Linked DNA regions of Homo sapiens: region 1 is linked to region 2. Evidence: read pairs that join two places in POLR2A ChIA-PET (ENCODE). Cell type or tissue: GM12878. All regions are shown on one strand.

Region 1 (2,500 bases), 200 kb before region 2:
GCCACCATGACAAGAGCAGATGTCATTTATTAAGCCATTATTTCATGCTAAGGGATTTACTTGCAGAATCATACTTAATCAGCCTTTCAAGTTTACAAGCTACAAGCTACATATTATTGCTCCCATTTTATATGTGAGGAAACAGGTTTAGAGAGGCCAGGTGACTTGCCTGCTGCCATCCAGCTGTTAATGTCTGTCTTATTCCAACTACTGTGCTATGATCTCCCTTAGCTTTATTGTCCAAATTTGCAAATTGGAGAGAATATTTGCACTTTATACCTCTATAGCAGTATTTCTCAAATAGTAGTTCACGGCATATAAGTGGCTCATGAAAACAATTTATTGGATAAAAATAGAATCGACAGGATAAGATGGGAATAGAAATATCAGAGTGTGTCATACTTACTATTCCTGAAAACTTTTGTTTCTGATATAGTGTGGGGGTGTGTGCCTGTCTGTTTATGTATGTGTGTATTGCTTGGTAAAATATACTTCCTACCTTGGGTCATTGTCAGAAAGTTTGAGCGCTACTATTATAGAGTTATTATATAGGTCAGATAAATGTAAAAAGTTGTTGTAGAGCTTTTTTAAAAAGTCTAAAATGCTCTGTAAGCCTAAGTTCCTGTTTAATATTGGAAGGTGAAGCAAACAAGGAAGGGATGGTGGATAAGTGGGATGAGCTGTTGCTCCACCCATCCAACCCATGGTACATTGTGAATCTGTCACTACATTGTATCCAGTGGAGCCAGTACTCCTCTTTGACATTTTTCAACATAACACTCTAGGCCTCAAGATGAAACTTATCTCCAAACCCTACAATAAGCTTATGTATTGTTGGAATACTTTAGGACCAGTCTGGTGTTTTAAAGTACTGCTTAGCACTTATAGAGCTCTGGCTCTCATTTAAACTCTAGGAAAACAGATGTGATCCCTATGACAGCCTGGGGGTCTCTGCCTTACAAGCCCTACAAGGGTTGGCTACTGCTATTCCCATCATAATGCTCCCTCTGCCACCATCCCCACCACCATCTTTATCTGGAAGTGATTTACCTCCTTCTGCCTCTCAAAGGACATCAGACCAAAACAGAGTCTCCATCTATTTCCTCTTAAAGCAAAGGTGGCAAGAGGCCCCTCTGCCAAGGCCATTTTCATGGAACATGCTCTTTCCTCATTGAATCCAGTTCATGCGGGAACTGCCTGAAACATGGGGTACCTATACCTCCCTACCCCCAACAACTGCCCTGAAGTCATGCCCCTCGGGAGATCCACTGCTTCTCAGTGGATGCAGCCATTCTGATGATCACAGAAGAAACTGGATCTCTCCCAAGTGAATATCACATGCAAAACTGTTTCTCTGCAGCAGCCAAAGGAAGCCTGTAGAATTGGCAGTTCTTTCAAAAGACGCCACAGCAGAGTAGTCCACGTGGATGTAGGGATCTGAAAAGCATGTGTCAAAGACTCCTTCACTGCAACATGAAGTGTACAAGAAGCTTCTCTGTGTAGATTTTAAGTCAAGACTCAACATGACATTCTGAGCCATGTGAGGAGGAACTCAGACAGCTCAATTTGACAAAAGAGCAGGTTCTCTGTGTTTTATAGACCTTGCTAATGAACGAGTCCCGTGGCCTCTGCTGGACCGGCTCCGCAGTGCTCTGCCAGCCTGTTTCCCATGCATCTGTAAATTCATCGAGCTATAATGGATGGCTGGTGCCTGCAGAGGCTGACGTCTAGGCCTTTCTGTCCGGGATACATAGAGATCTCAAGCCATTAATAATTCATTCTGGAGTAATGAACATAGCTGTACCAAGTTGTGAGCAGTAATAATCAAGTGATGGATCAATTTATTACTTCAGTGTGCCGAAAGATAATGGTCATTAATAATGAAAGGTGTAACTCTTCCCACCCAAAAAAAAGTTTCCTAAGACTTAGATCAATGTGTCTTTTAAGTTCTAAAATAACATGGATCATTAAAAGGGAAATGAATTATGCTGGGTAACCTCAAGCTTATTTATATTCAGAGTTGCTAATCCAGAATTAATATACCTTTTTTCCAAATGCCTTTGGGCACTGGGGCCTGCAAATCAGAGTAATTATTACTCATTAATTAAGTCTAAGAAATGGAACATAGCTGAAGACTTTGATAAGGGAGGTTGGGATAGTTGAGATACATTCCCCAAAAATCATTTGAAGTTTAATGAGTAAGTAGCTGGGTTGGGAATAATTGTTTTAGGCCTACTCAGAAACTCTCCTCATCTTTTATTGCCTTAGTGAAAGCTCATTGTGCACCTCCTGTGCCAAGCAGTGTGCTTAGCACTGGTGCTACCAAATAAAATACCATACTTCCTCTTCTCAGGCCTTGGTAGGGATGACAACACTGTGTAATAAATGCAGGAGCAGGCCAACACTTCTGCCTTCACTGGGTATAGAGGATTGGAGAAAGGTGAAAGGAAAGTACAGAAAGGAATGGGCCATTTGAGCTGAGCCTTGCATATTAACAGTT
Region 2 (2,500 bases):
CTTTTAAGTGAGGAACCCTTGGAACAAAATGCCTTGTTCCAGGTGAATACCTGAATGCTGGTGGTTCCCAATCAGAATGGCAAATGTAGTAGAAACCGAATAATTCCTGAGGCTGAGTTTATGTTAGAGTTCAGAGAGAGAAAACCATGCATAAAGCTAGATATGTCTACTTAGTTTTGTTGCAAGCAAAGCAATTGCTACAAGGAGGATTATGGGTGAAAGTCATGGATGGATTATGAGTTAATCACACACCTAGAGAAGCATGTAAAATGTGCAGGTAAATTACACCCATTCATTCAGGCAGACGTTTCCTGGCACCTGAATGAAAGGCAAGCACTGTGAGGATCCAGTATCATGCTACAAATGATAACGAACCTTGAAACTCTGGTCTAGGATGGAGTACCAGAATATTTTGTAGCCGCCTCTTGTGTCTCAGTACTATTACGAAGAGAATCAGCTTTACATACAGACAAATCTGGGTTCAAATCCTAGTTCCAGTGCTCTAATAGCTGTGACAGTGGCTAGCTGACTTAACTTCTTTGAGTCCATTCCCTTATTAGTGCCATTTTAGGGGGTTTGTGTGGATTATATATATTAGAGTTATATAAAGCATTGTTACATACTTGGTGATCATCACACAATAGGTCTCTACCCTACCCCCAAGGATTACCTTCTTCCTTTCTGGAGGATCTTAGGGAAAGAGAAGTGCTACAGTCTTCCCCATGAGCCTGTAGAAGGTTAATGGTCCTCCAGAAACTTAAGTTCAGGTAATTATAGATTGCCTTTTCTGATTACTACACCAAAATTGGACAATTTCGTTTTTTAAAGGTTTTAGTATTGCAATGTGGAATCCAAAACTGTTATCAATGAACTTTTGATTGTTACATTGAAATATGTCAGTCTATCTTGCACTTTGAATGTATCTTTTACCCATGCATGATTTTGTATTATCATGCATTAGTCATCTGGAAAATACTGGTTCACTGAGTTATGCAGATCTTTCAAATGTTGACATAGTTCATTATGTAATATAAAAGAGTCACATTTGTCAAGCTCACAGTGGCAGATACAAGTCTTCAAAAATTCTGATTTTTGCTTGAAACCTATATTTTATCAATTGGCAACAAATACTTTAAGTTGTTTTCCTTAAAGTGCTAAGTTTACTTCAGTCATTTTTGGGAAAACATCGCCAAATACCCAAGGCTGAAAACCAGAGTTTATCTCTCATGGTACTCCATGAAAAAAAGTAGGTTAACTCACAGTTTAATCTTATACACTTTTCTTTGAGACAACTATCAAATGCTATATGCGATATAAGTGGATTATGCACCTTCTCATTTTGTCACACTGACATGAGAAAGACCACATGTATTTAAGGGTTGAAATTTAATGTAATTAATAATTTTTTTGCTTCTTCAAAGATTTTAAGTGCATGACAGTGAATACAGTAACTACTGTATACTAAGATGCCAACAGTTTTACTCATCTTTGCTTTTGTACCATTATTGCAAATGCTGACATAATGAAATGGCAAATAAAGTACGTGTTACTGTGAAAATAGTCTGCCCTTTAAGGGGAGACTCCCAGGGCCCCATGGACCACACTGGAAGAATTGTTGTTATGGAGACTAGTAAGGTAAAGATTCTAAACCAGATAGGCTACAATTCATAACCTAATTCTACAATGTAATAGCTTGGTGACCTTTTAATCTTTCTCAATCTCAATTGCCCTATTGCTAATAGGAATGGTAATGTACCTGACAAAAGGATACAGTATCGCTTACTAAATTAGAGGCTTCCCTGACAGAGAAAGGGGCAGAGTTGGTAAACTATTACCCAAATGACATGATTGGCTTAGTCTTCAATTTAAGTGAATTAATCAGCAATTTTTCAGTGTAATGCAAGAAATCTATTTGGGAGAAAAAAAACAAAGATATTATCACCTCAGAAAGCAAGTGTTAATATGGAAAAAAATTCCAGAAATACAGCTGCTATAACTGGATTAATTTTTTACAACTACCAATAGAATATTCCCATTGGCTTGTCAGTTTTTGTCCAAACACCGTAACACAGTAGTTCTCAACAGAGAGCAATTTTGCTCTCTAGGAGACATTTGGCAGTGTCTGAAAACACTTTTGGTTATCACGGTTGGGGAAATGCTATTGGCATCTAAGTGAGAAGAGGCGAGGGATGCTGCTAACCAGCCTACAAGGCACAGGACAGCCCCCACCACAAAGAAGTATCCAGCTTCAAATGTCAATAATGCTGAGGATGAGAAAACCTGGCCATAAAGCTTTAAGCAACATAAAGTGGAAAAGAAAAAAAAAAAGGGACCAGAAACATTTTAAAACCTAAACTATGCTTAAAAATGCAACAACTGCACTACTGAAGCAGCCCTAAACAGTCCATTCAAGACAAGTCCAAAAAGAGATTCAAAACAGAACTGAAGCCAAGCCATGGACTATACGGCTTAGTTATCAAGTACAGGATTGGCTTGAGCC

What was found. Peaks named below come from ENCODE experiments on the same cell type or tissue, not always from the same donor. Only the 100,000 strongest peaks of a DNase experiment are listed, where the experiment ranks them.
Region 1: POLR2A ChIA-PET joins it to region 2 with 6 read pairs; 3 of 35 experiments call an interaction of 5 or more read pairs at or near these places.

What each region holds. Positions count from the first base shown.
Region 1 is chr5:143,115,642-143,118,141 of GRCh38, forward strand. The region is part of intron 17 of ARHGAP26 (Rho GTPase activating protein 26); the gene reads left to right. Among named protein-coding and RNA genes, the nearest start is that of ARHGAP26-IT1, 76 kb to the right of the region's middle. In GM12878, no CTCF peak of the experiment used is centred here; no DNase peak of the experiment used is centred here; H3K27ac peaks cover 194 bases.
Region 2 is chr5:143,317,487-143,319,986 of GRCh38, forward strand. The region is part of intron 2 of NR3C1 (nuclear receptor subfamily 3 group C member 1); the gene reads right to left. It also overlaps the pseudogene RPL7P21. Among named protein-coding and RNA genes, the nearest start is that of NR3C1, 85 kb to the right of the region's middle. In GM12878, no CTCF peak of the experiment used is centred here; no DNase peak of the experiment used is centred here.